3 separate regions of the Homo sapiens genome follow, and all the other regions are linked to region 3. Evidence: chromatin contacts called from ENCODE Hi-C or POLR2A ChIA-PET data. All regions are on one chromosome and are shown on one strand. Each heading gives the region's core, a stretch centred on a gene start or an enhancer-like site at or near the end of the contact. The rest is flanking DNA. Distances are from core to core; before and after follow the strand shown. Region 1 has its middle 57 kb from the start of RBM38-AS1. Region 2 has its middle 38 kb from the start of NKILA. Region 3 holds the start of ZBP1 (Z-DNA binding protein 1).

Region 1 (3,910 bases), core at 1,407-3,906, 170 kb before region 3:
GGAAGGGAGGCAATGGCGATCTGGAAGGATGAGCTGCTTGTCCTAGGATATACAGCTATGAAGTTTTTAACCGAGGTCTGGTTGGATTAGGGAGGGGACCTCTGCCATGGGGCAGTCATGACAGGTGCGGGGCGCCATCGTCTCCTCCAAGGGTGAGGCGTCTCCTTGAGGTGGGGTTTACCCCATGGTTTCTGTTCTTGGGTGGCAGGGCCCTGAACTCCCGGGTGGGTGTTTCACCCTGGGAGGTGGCAGGGGTAGGGACAGGGTGTCTAAATCTCAGCAGAAACATCAGACGTGGCCACCAAGAATCAGCTAGATCATCCAGAGCAGCAGGCACAGCTTTAAGTGCACACGTCCACAGGCCTGGATGTTGTTTTAACATTTAATTTGGTCCAGCATCAGCCAGCTAAACCTGCTCCTTATCCTCGGCCTGGCTGGCAGCTGCCCTTCAGGGAGCTAAACCGACTCCTGCGAGTGAGCGGCCAGGCCTTTTCGGGAGCCTTCCAGGTGTAACTCTGGGGAGGGTCCACATACCTCAGTCACTCACCCACTTTTCACACCCATGCACACTTACCTGTGTACATTCACAGACACACTCACACACTACTTTTGTTTTTTTTTAGAGATGGGATCTCATCTCACTATGTTGCCAGGCTGGTCTCGAACATCTGGCCTCTAGTGATCCTCCCACCTTGGCCTCCCAAAGTCCTAGGATTTCAGGCGTAAGCCACTATGCCCAGCCACACTTCTACATGCATGCTGCTTCTTGCAATCTCACACACTCACACACACATGCACATGCCACTCCAGCACACCCACACATGCACACACACACACACCCCTCTCCTGAGCCACCCTGGGCCGCAACTCACCTGGCTTGAATTTTGCTTTCCTCAGTTGACCCTGGCCCTGCAGATTGAGAGGCTGCACAGAGTTGAGGCCGGAGACAAGAGACTTATTTTTCACCTGGCTCAGCCACCAGGTCTCTTGCTGTCTCTGGGCCTTATTCCCCTAACAAAAACAACAGTCCACATTTATTGAGGATGCTGCGGATACAGTCTTATCTAAGACTCACAGCAGGCTCGCGGGAAATGGAGGCTCGGGTAGGGAAAACAGCCTGTCCAAGGTCACTCAAGCAGTAACCAGAAGACCTAGGGTTTGAACCCTGACTGTGGAACTCTAGCTACTTTGCTGTACGATTTCCCAGCCCACTTCATTCTCCCAATGAGGGCATGCTGTTATAATCCCATTTCACAGGCAAGGAAGCTGAGGCTGGTAGCGTGCAATAGTGCCTCGCACTGGACTTCTCTCCCTCCCTTGCTCACAGTGGGTTTCTTCCTGCCCAGGGCCCTGGCCCGCTTTTTTCTCTCTGCCTCCCTACTTTGCCAAGTTCATTTCTCTTCTTCCTCTTGGTCTTACCCCAAATGCCATTTCTTCAGGAAGGCTTCTCTTACCCCCAAACTAGACCATACTCTCGCTTGAGGCTTTGACTGTGTGTTTTCTGTTTGCTAGTATCACACGTGACCCCCAGTGCCATGGCCTGAAGTACCTCTTGATTAGTTCACCTGCTCCTTAAGTCAGGCGTCTGGGTGGGCTCCACTGACCCTCTGTCCAGGGTCTCAGTGAGCCCAAGTCAAGGTGTCAGCAGACTGTGCCCCTTTCTGGAAGCTCAAAGGAGCACCTGTTTCCCGCTCATTGGGGTGGTTGGCAGGATTCAGGTCCTCGGTTCCTCCCTTTCCAAGGCAGCAGCCTCGGGGTGAGTCTTCCCTCTGCCGCCCCTCTTCCCATTCCCTCTTGCACTTTGAAGGGTTCCTGTGAGGACACTGGGCCCTCTCCAATGGTCCAGGATGATCTCCCCATCTCCAGGCCAGCTGATTCACAACCTCTGTTCCATCTGCTGCCCAAATTCCCCTTCGCCGAGCAGCCTAGAGTAGTTACAGGTTCTAAGACTGGGGTGAGGGCATTATTCTGCCCACCACACTTCCCTTGCTCTTTCCTGCCGCCTGTTTTTACTAAATGTGTCATTATATATTTGTGTGCGGGATTATTTGTTTTCTCTCTGTCTCCCTCCCATAAATATCATCTGCATGACTCAGGTTGGGTACATAGTGCCCGTACACAGGAGGCACCGAGTACAAATTCCCTGAACAGGTGGCAGCACTGGGGTCTGAACCTGCACCTCCATGTCATTCTTCACCAACAAAGTAGTTTGGATGCTCACTTTCTCCCCTGCCCCCCATCAGGTCGGCTGTGTCCAGTTGCACAGGCTGTAAACTGCACAACTCCAGGGCACTATTCACAGCTTAGTCTCTGTGATCCTCGCAGTTGGGTGGGATCCCTCAGGACCTGTAGGCTGAAGCTCTGCTCCTGAACCTGAGCCTGTGTTCTAAATCTGGAGCCTGTGTTTATAACATTGGCTGCTCCTAGAATCATCCAGAGGGCTTTAAAAAACCCTCCTGCCCAGGTCATGCTGCAGACCAACTGTGCCAGAATCCCTAGGGTGGCACTCGACACCCCAAGTGACTCGGAAGTGCAGCTGAGGTGCAAGCCTCCCTCCAGCAGGGATGCAGAGATAATTATGTAATAGAGGAAGAGCCCCCCCGCTCCCCACCCCGCACCCCCGTATACTTTGCATAACCGAGGCTGGGCAGCTTCCTCTCCCACAAGCCTGTTTCTTCACTCTGTGTGGCTGCAGCCTGGCTCTCTGGCTTCCTGTGGCCGATAAGCCGTCCTGCATCATTTACGACGCTGGGCCAACATCTGGCTGCCAGTGTGGTCACCAGTCCTGCTCCAGTGAGGGGGGGCAGTCATCTCTCCCGGTGACAAACTGCCTGCCCAGAGTGGCCTGAGGAGAGGGAGAGCAAAACCACATCATCGAGCCCCTTGCTCGGGACTCACTGGAGGGTTGCTGGATCCTAAGTTTTACTTGGCTTTGGGAAATTTGCTGGCACATTAGTTGCGAATATTTTGCTCTGAGGGTCTGAGTGCAGTCTTCGAGGTCTCAGCATCTTGCTTCTAGGGCAGGTGATGAAGTGCACTGGAGGCTGGGGCATGGCCGGGTGAGCTGAGGTGCTGGGAGCAGCAGGGACCATCTGGGGCAAACTGCTGCCAACACACTGGGTTTCTAGGGTGGACCCGGCCTGAGAAAGGACGGAGGGGGTGGCTTGGAGGGGCCCGGAGAGCGTGCAGGCCACAGATGGCACTGTGTCTGCACACTTCACCTTCTGTGAGAAATACTCATGACCCTCTTGCTCTGTCGAGCCCCGGCCGGGAGGTGTGTGGTTGCAGCCGCTTGGTCACGTCCCCTCATGTGGAAGGTACAGTCCCTATGGGCACACAAGCCCAGGGCTGGGCCCAGCACCCGCAGCTAGCCAGCCCCGGAGCCCCCCGAAGGAGTCCCCCAGGCCAGCACTCCTCACCTCTGGGCATCCACCTCCCCCTTTCCCAGAGGGCTGTGTATCTTTGGCCTCCTGTCTGGGGGCCTCGGCATTCCTTTTCTTTCTCTTTCCTCCTCAGTGAAGCTGGCAGTGGGGTGGAGACAATTCAGGTCTGACTGCCTCAGCAGCAAAGAAGGGGGGATGGCAGCTCATCCCAGGCAGACCCCGAAGGTGAAACATCCGCATGGCACACCAGTGCACTTGTGGCTATTGCAGCCCCATAGTCAAAACTCCGGGATGTCACCATGCTGAGGGCTCTGTCACATCCCCTGCTCTGGCTTGGCCAAGCTCCAGATGGGGACAATCACATGCCTCGCCTTGCCCCAAGAAAGAGAAGGAGATAATGGAAGACCACCCTTCTCCATGGTGCCACGTGGTGATGCTTGCTCTTGCTTACTGAGCACTCACGGGGGACCATTCTCAGCCTGGCTGCGTATGAGTGTATTCAGTTCTCACAACAGCCCTGCAGCCAC
Region 2 (4,350 bases), core at 1,499-3,998, 130 kb after region 3:
ATACCAAACTTGTGAATCCCAGCATATATTTTATAATGACAGCAACAGGTCATTTTGGAATAGCTGGATTCTGGGTGCTCAATAGCTACTCGTGTCTTGCTATTGCCATGTCAGACAGCACAGATCCGGATAGATTGCACCACTGTGTTTGGAACTCATTTCTTTCTGCGCCTCAGTTTCCTTAGTTGCCAAGGGCGCATCATTAGGTGGGTCTGGCAGGGCCATTCCAGACTCCCTGAGACAGCGTGCTTGATGCATGGTAATTGGCAAGTCCATCACTGTCGCCAGATTGGAATCGCTGCCCTGTGCATGCCAGCCGGGTGAACCTGGGCACGTTCCCCCTCCCCAGCTCAGGATGTGGAATGCACCTGCCAACCACCACCTCACAGGCTGCTGCGGGGACCAAAGGAGATGCGGGCAGGGGGAGGGTGTCGTGCGGGCAAAGGACAGGGCATCCCGTACGCACAAGTCAGCTGCTGGTGTTCACAGGGCTTTGCTTTCACTCTGTAATGCCTGCCCCCTCTGGGGATGTCTTGGATCTCCCACTTGAACATGGAGGCAGTGACTGTCCATCCTGACCTCTCAGTGTTAAGACTCTGGGAAGTATCATTATCTCTTCATATTTATAGCCCCTAGAACTGTCCCTGGTATGCAGTAGGCACTTAATAATCATTAAATAACTGAATGAATGAATGTACGAATAAATGAATACCTATGTGAAAGGAGCCATTCTGCTGTCTTGTCCTTTGGGAAGGGCAGAGATTTGAAGCTGGGTGGGGACTTGGGGGCTCCTCCTACCTTTGCCTGATGGGCTCATGATCTGCTGGGCGAGACCACTCAGGCCAACTCTTAAAGCCCAGAGCCCCTCGGGATCTGCTCTAGTTCTACCAAGGGGTTTCACCCTCCCTGGTACTGGGCTCTGGGTGGACCAGAAGGTCTGTGTACTCCCAGAGGGGCCAGCAGAGTGGCCTGTGAATGACCTCTCCCCCACCCCCACCCCAGCCAGGACTGTTTACTCCTAATACATTAGATTTCCAGATGGGAATCATTTGGGCAATCGTGCACTTTTATATCCTTGAAAGGAAAAGAGAAAATGGCAATGCTTCCCTTTCTGCCCTTCCCCTCAAGGTCTGCCAGGATGACATCAGACCCCCAACCTCACCAGGGGGCTTCCTCACCAGGGGTTGGCGGGGACCAGAGGGGCAGAGCTTTGAGGGAGGCCGGAGAGAGGGCCTGCCCCTTCCCCTGCTTCCCAAAAAGGAAATCATGAACTTGGAAATGTTGGAAGCATGTCCTCTGTTAACCTTCTGCACACCTCAGTCGTCTGCACTTCACCGTCATACTTTCTGCCATGTCTGGCTGCCACTCATACTATTTCTTCGCTTTTTTCTTTAAGATAAGTTAACAAAGTTTTTATATAGCATTAAAAATGTTTTCATTATGGAAAATTTTAAATACATACAAAAGTGGCCTGAATAATATAATGTAATCTAATCTAATACAATATACTCATAATATATAATGTATGTATTATATATAACATGTCATATTAAATGTTGCAATATAAGATACAATATTTGAAATGATATGTAATATACCCATCACTTCGCTTCAAAAAGTGTCCACTCGTGGCTGATCTTGTTTCTTCCATGTCTTCACTCGCTCCTCCACTGCAGATTACTCTGAGGCATACCCCAGAAATCATGTCTTTGCATCCACAAATATTTCAGTATCTCTCTCCCTCTGAAATGTTCGACTAACTTACAAAACTTAATTTGTCTTAAAAGTGAACTCTGTATCACTACCCTAAGAGGAAATCTGGGTAACTTTCCAAAACTAGATGGAAAAATAAACACCGCGAAAGTAAAATAGTGTTACCCATGTCTACGTGAGCGTGAGCCTGCTCTCTTGGTTCAAAAAAGGAATCCAAGTGCTCAGGGAGTGTTGAGGACAAGTTGGCACCCAACTGAGACTTTCTCCTTCACAGATAATTAGGAAGGGTGAAAGACAATTGGGAGGGGAAAACTTTCTCTCTGTTTGGTTCGTTGTTACCTGATACTGAACCATAACCTCACTCCTACCGGCACGTCTGCCCGGGGTGCCGGCCACTCCTGGGTGCCACAGCTGCAAGCATAGGCACCCACGGGCAGGGCTGGCTTTCAGGGACGTGCTGCTGCTGGTGCAGGAGGCCCGCCTGGGTTCAGATCCTGGCGTAGCCCTTCCTGAGTATGTGAGCTTGGGCACACAGCAAACTCCCCGGCCTCAGTTTCCTCATCAGGGAAATGGGGGCAGGAGTAGTGGTACCACGCATGGCTGTTGTGAGGCTCACGAGATATTCCAAGTATAGAGTTTAGAACGGAGCGTGACAGAGCAAAATCTCAATGAATGGCAGCTGGTGGTGGTGTTGTTTTTATTGTTATTATTACTAGCAGCTAAGTAGACATCCCGATTTCTTCCAAAGTGTCCCCTCAACAGTGGAGCTGGAGTTACCTTTTCTCCCTGGTCTTCCTGGTGGGGGCTAAGTCTTGCCCTTTCTCCTGCCCCAGGCATTTTGGTTTCTGAATTCCTGGAACTTTGCACCGCAGCATCGGGGCTCTCATGATCCCCTGAGCCACTTAGCCTGCCAGCCTGTGAGTCACCTCTGTCTACTGGGGAAAACCAAGCGGCCCAGAAAAAAAAATTCCAGACTCCCATGGGCGTCCCCAGCTGCCTGCTGCCGGGATGAGCAGCGCCACCGCCACCCCCATCCCTGCCAGACAGCTGGGCAGGCTGCCAGGTCCGCGGCTCACACCCAGGATGGCAGCAGACAGCTCCACTGGGCTGGGCTCTGCGTGTGTGTGCGTGTGTGTGTGCGCGCGCGTGTGTGTGCACGCGTGCGCCGCGTTCTTTCCCCTCTGCTGGCCTGGGTTGTTTCGCTCTGGGCTGCGCATTCATTTTTAGATTCCGGCCTCCTCCCTCCCCGCCATCTCCCGCTTCTATTCTTAGAAAGCAAACTGGGGTGTGCTTGGGCTTCGCAGGGAAGTCAGACAGAAGTTTGCCCACGTGCTCCGGCCGCCTGAGATATGGAGTTAATTAAAAAGGAGGCTTTGAGCGGCAGGTTCATTGGCCGGAAACGCAGCTGGCGGGGGCCAGGGCGAGCCTGGGGTGCCCGGCCCCCCTGCTCTAGGTGGACTTGGGGAGCTGAGTGGAGGCTCTGCCCAGCCCAGCTCCCAGGGCCTGAGAGGGCAAGGCTCTTGGGAGGGCCTGCCCTGCCTGGATGGGTTGGGGTGGCCGTGAGTGTTGGTTAAATATGAACTCTTCAAGCATGTTGAGCTGCTGAGAGATTTTTAATTAGATAAATAAATTGTAAAGGGTTTGGAGGAGGGTTGCCTTCAGGAAGCTGAGCTGGCTGAAATGTGCTGTCTGCGGAAGGAAGCCGACCTTCCTCAATGCCAGCCTGGCAGTGCAAGGGCAGGAAGGCAGGGAGAGAGGAGAGGAGGGAGGGAGGGGTGAAGGGAGAGAGATGGGAGGAGGAGGAGGGTCTGGGGGTACTGGAGTGTCTCAGTGTCAGAGGCGTTGGAACCAGAGCGACTCCATCTTGAGTGAGGGCTGGAAAATGAGGCCGAGACCTGCTGGGCTGCGTTCCCAGAAAGTCAGGCATTCTGAGCCTCTAGATGTTTATGGTTAAGGAACAAATTAATAATGTTTACTAAACAGACCCAGACTTGGGAGTGTCCAGATATCCTGATATCTGGAGAACAAAGGCATTCCTAATTTTACTTTAAAGATAATAATATCGATTCTTGTAAAATACAGTAATTAAGAAAACTAATCCTTTATCACAAACCCTCGTAGCAGAGCACATCTGCCCATATATACAAGCATTGTACCTAGGGTGGACGCGTTCCTCCTCTTACTTTCGGGAATGTCCTCCTCTGTCTGTGGAGTAGCTGTCCTTTCACCACTTGACTTTCTTAGTAAATTTGCTTTTACTTTGCACTGTGGACTCACCCTTTCTTGCGCAACTGCGATCCAAGAACCTTCACTTGGGGTCTGGATGGGGACCGCTTTCCTGTAACAGCAGAAGAGAGTGAGCAGCTGGAAGGAAATGTGCCTGAAGAGAGGGGGAGTGCCTGGTTGAAGGAACCAGCCTGAATGGGTTCAAAATCCTGGCTCTGAATTTTCCAGTTGTGTAACCTTGGTCACAGCACTTAACCTCTCTGTGTGCCCATTTGCTTATCTGTGAAATGGGCACGTTTATCATAATGGTGCCCCTCTTTAACTTAAGACAAAGGGCTTCAGCAGCATCTGGCACAAAGCAGGGATTATGAAGTCACCCAAATTTATGTCTGCAGCAGGGAACAGAGGAAA
Region 3 (4,095 bases), core at 917-3,416:
GGAGAGCCCTTCTTGGAAAGACCTGAGTTCCCCTTCCAGGACAGTGACTCAGTCCTTTGTCATCTGGGCTTTCTTTCCTGTTCAGAGGATTCTCCAGGTTTGCCCAGGGTTCCTTGGTCACAGCACTTGTAGGGGAGGGAAGAATCAGTTTGTGCCTCACCCTGATGGTTACAACGCTGACCGGCTTGCCGTGTGCAGGTGAAGACCAATTAGAAGACCTGGGAATTCCCACTCCTGCGCCCACCAAACTCCCCCACCGGCAGCCAGCAGCACCTCCATGCACCTGACTTCACACCTGGCTTCACCTTGTCTCGCAGAGTTTTTTGTTTTTTGGTTTTGAGATGGAATTTCGTTCTTGTTGCCTGGTCTGCGGCTGCAGTGGTGTGATCTCGGCTCACTGCAACCTCCACCTCCTGGGTTCAAGCAATTCTCTTGCCTCAGTCTCTCAAGTAGCTGAGATTACAGGCACGCACCACTACACCCGGCTGATTTTTGTATTTTTAGTAGAGACAGGGTTTCCCTTTTTGGCCAGGCTGGTGTCAAACTCCTGACCTTGGGTGATCCCCGCAACTCAGCCTCCCAAAGTGCTGGGATTGCAGGCGTGAGCCACTGCGCCTGGCCGCAGTTTTGATTCTGGAAGGCTGACCTTAGGGAGCCACTGCCTCGGCTCCACACACCCCAGAGGAGATGGGGGTCAGAGGTGTGGATGCAGGACAAGCACTGGCCCTGGGCTGGCCTCGACTGCTGAGTCCCAGGCTACTGTGTCTGAAAATGGGAAATTGTAAAATGGAGCAGGTGTAGGCAACAATTTGGTCACAAAAGGAAAATCAACTGGGGAGGAAGACAAGAAAAGCCAGCGAGGGCTGAGTCCGGAACCTGCGTCAGCACCCGTGAGTCCCCGAAGAGGAAGCTCCACAGGACCTCCGCGGTCAGCCCGGCTCCTGGGCCACACCCTGACATTAGCCCTCCCGGGGCACACTCTGTGTTGGTTTTTTAAAATTCTGATGGCTGATTTCCTGGGTTTGAGCTCCTAGCCCTGCCAACTACTAGCTGTGTGACCTCCCCTCCGGCTTCAGGTTCCTCTTCTGTGAAATGGAGACAGTAATAACTACTTCAAAGATTGTGGTGAGGATTAAAAACAAAACAAACACATCCCCCAAACCGCAAAACCACACTTCACCTACAGTCCACAGCGCTTAGTGGAGACCCTAGAGAACAGCAATTACTCGATACACTATTGGCTTTCATTGCAACTCTTCCAGGAATAAAATGAATGAAATGTTAGTTGAGGAAAGGATGCAACAAGGGGGAACAAAGGCACACATGTATCTCATCAAAGCAAACCGCTTTGTTCTCGATATGACTGTGACATGGGTGTTCAGACGCTAACACCAGCGTTCGCCAGCTGTGTTACCCTGAGAGTGTCATTTCACCTCTCAGGGCCTCAGTTATCTATAAAATGGGAATGACATGGCACTTGTCCCTGCAGGCCATCAGGAAATGCTTGGAAAGCATGTTTCGAGGTGCCTGGGGCACAGTCAGCTGTCAAAGGGGGATGGCTATGCTGTCCCTTTCTATTTTTTTTTTTTTTTTCTGAGATGGAATCTCACTCTGTCACCCAGTCTGGAGTGCAATGGCGACATCTCAGCTCACTACAACTTCCACCTCCCGGGTTCAAGCGATTCTCCAGCCTCAGCATCCCGAGTAGCTGGGATCACAGGCATGCGCCACCATGCCCGGTTAATTTTTGTAATTTTAGTAGAGATGGGGTTTCGCCATGTTGGCCAGGCTAGTGTCAAACTCCTGAGCTTAAACAGTCCACCTACCTCGCCTCCCAAAGTGCTGGGATTACAGGCGTGAGCCACCACGCCCAGCTGGTCTACTATTCTTTAGGATACTGCTATTGTCATCATGATCTGGACCAAGCGAAACAGGAGGAAAGAGAAGTAGAAATCTCACCCCGGGAGCTACCGCTGGTCCTTGGAAGGAAGAAGTACTGTACCTTCTCTGCCCGGGTCAGCAGGAGCCTGGGCCATGCTGACAGCAGCTGCAAGGAGTCGGAGAGACTTGGCAGGTGTGCAGGCTTCTGCACTGTGGCCCTGAGAGGGTGGGCTAGGTCGAGGCTGGGGCTTCTGAAGTGGCCGAGCCTGGTGCTTCTTGCAGCTCTGAACCCACAAGGGGAGGGATGCCAGCTTCCACTGGGCAGGTGTCAGCTGCTTACAGCCCGGAAATAGATGCCTAGCCAGGCCGGCCAGATTCGGTTTCAGGAGAAAAAGAAAATGAAACTTCTCTGTTCGTCTTTTGAAAGAAAAAAAAAGTGGAAGCCAGGTGGATGAGCAAGACAGAGTTGGGGACCTGACTTGATGTTGACAGGGAGGAGCTGTAAACTTGGCAAGACCAGAGCGTCCTCCGAAGAGGCCTTTGAGACAGAGGACTTCCCTCACCTTCCCCGTTCCAGGCACAGCCCACCTGGACCTCTACATTTTTATTTTCTGAATCAGCATCAGAGAACTGAAGAAAATAAAAATAAAAAAAAGAGCATGCACCACGTGGAGGGGGATGCCAGGGCGTGGCATCACTCTGATGATGTGAGGGGCTGGGGCTGGTTATCTGGTTTCTGTGTTTTTGTTTGTTTTTGAGACAGGGTTTCTGTCATCCAGGCTGGAGTGCAGTGGCGTGATCACGGCTCACGGCAGCCTCGACCTTCCGGACTCCAGCGATCCTCCCACCTCTCAGCCTCCCTAGTAGCTGGGACCACAGGCCTAGACCACCATGCCCGGCTAATTTTTGTATTTTCTGTAGAGATGGGGTTTCATCGTGTTGCCCAGGCTGGTCTCAAACTCCTGGGCTCAAGCGATCTGCCTGCCTTGGCCTCCCACAGTGCTGGGATTCCAGCCGCAAGCCCCCACGCCCGGCCCCGCTGGTTCCTGTAGTACTTCCTCCTCGGGGACTCACAGGTGCTACAGAGGCACCGTCCCCAGCTCTCAGTGGCTTTTCTTGTCTTCTTCCAGTTTGTTTCCCTTGCCCACACTAGGGGCAGAACATTTAGGTGCGTGAAGGCCCTGAGATTGTTCTTGTGTGTATCCATGTGAGCCTCTTTAATGAACACCTATTATGCGTTTTCCAATCTCAAGTGCTCCTCCAACCCATCTACAGGGTAGGGGCCAGTTCTGTCTTCTTCTCAGGGGGGAAACTGAGGCTAGAAAGGCAAGATCACTTGTCCAAGGCCACACAGAGTCCATGACAGAGCTTGTCCTGTCCATTCCCCAATTGTGTTTCCTGATCTATAACACCCAGAAGTCACTGGTGAATCACCCTTAGTGCACAGATGGCGTGGAGTTCCCCGCCTCATCATAAAACTTGCTTATTAATTCCAGAGTCAGATGCCTGGGGTCAGCAGCCGAGTGGTTCGGAATGCAAGCCTGGGTCAGCATGCTTGGGTCCAAACCTGGCTCCGCCATTTACCGGCTGTGTGACCTCGGACAAATTATTTAACCCCTCTGTGCCTCAGTTTCCCCATGTGTAAAAGGACTTAATCAAAGGACCTAGCGCATGGGGTCGAGGTGAGGACCTAAGGGGCTGATACAGCCCAGCTGTCGGGCTAGAGCCCCAGAGCCATCCGTAGTCACGGGCACCGTGGTCACCTCACAGGAATGCTTCTGGGAGAGGACCCGTTGCTTACATAATTCTCAAAAGGGCCAGTGACCTCAGAAAAACTCAGAGCCACTGTTCTCTTCCAGATCACAGAAGGAGGAACTGAGGCCCACAGAGGTGAATGCTGTGTACAAGGCCCCCCAGCTTTTGGCAGCCAAGGGGGTTGAGAGCTCAGCCCTGGAAGTCCCTGGACTTGGGGTCTGTGTCTCATCTGCAGAGGGCTGGGAGGGCTAGAGACGTCTGTGCTCCTTGCAGACCCCATTTATGCATAAGGAGCAGCTTAGCGGCAAATACAAATGGAAAGGGGGTCCGGAGGTTTATCCTGAAGCTATCTGTCTTTGCAGAGCGAGCACCTGGAGCCCAGGTCTTCCGCCCTGCCTGCATGTTAAGTGTTTGAAGCAAAAAAAAAGTCTCAATGCCCAGGCCGGCCCAGACTAGTCA

The links. A loop is a pair of places that touch in the nucleus more often than their neighbours do. ChIA-PET counts read pairs that join two places held with the same protein, here RNA polymerase II (POLR2A). Pooled maps may share reads with other maps.
Region 1: a loop to region 3 is called in a map with no recorded cell type, with 11 times the contacts of the local background. The contact joins the enhancer-like site here to the promoter of ZBP1 in region 3. A Hi-C loop is called at or near these places in 5 of 37 single-sample maps with no recorded cell type and 5 of 50 pooled maps.
Region 2: a loop to region 3 is called in a map with no recorded cell type, with 6 times the contacts of the local background. The contact joins the enhancer-like site here to the promoter of ZBP1 in region 3. A Hi-C loop is called at or near these places in 1 of 168 maps with a recorded cell type or tissue (endothelial cell of umbilical vein), 1 of 37 single-sample maps with no recorded cell type and 6 of 50 pooled maps. POLR2A ChIA-PET finds 5 or more read pairs at or near these places in 6 of 52 experiments (HEK293, WTC11, activated CD4-positive, alpha-beta memory T cell and 3 more).

What each region holds. Positions count from the first base shown.
Region 1 is chr20:57,447,900-57,451,809 of GRCh38, forward strand. No RefSeq gene overlaps it. Among named protein-coding and RNA genes, the nearest start is that of RBM38-AS1, 57 kb to the left of the region's middle. RefSeq lists enhancers at 2,788-3,077, 3,582-3,910. Within about 2 kb of position 2,657, at least 9 of the 41 ENCODE cell types and tissues checked have a DNase peak (open chromatin) inside an H3K27ac peak, as active enhancers do.
Region 2 is chr20:57,746,048-57,750,397 of GRCh38, forward strand. No RefSeq gene overlaps it. Among named protein-coding and RNA genes, the nearest start is that of NKILA, 38 kb to the left of the region's middle. RefSeq lists enhancers at 1,626-2,485, 2,486-3,343. Within about 2 kb of position 2,749, at least 25 of the 41 ENCODE cell types and tissues checked have a DNase peak (open chromatin) inside an H3K27ac peak, as active enhancers do; they include endothelial cell of umbilical vein, where a contact is called at or near this core.
Region 3 is chr20:57,618,260-57,622,354 of GRCh38, forward strand. It overlaps ZBP1 (Z-DNA binding protein 1), which reads right to left and starts at 2,167. Exons shown (of 8, transcript NM_030776.3): 1 at 2,003-2,167. The coding sequence starts at 2,036. RefSeq lists enhancers at 1-579, 757-866, 1,947-1,996, 2,127-2,416.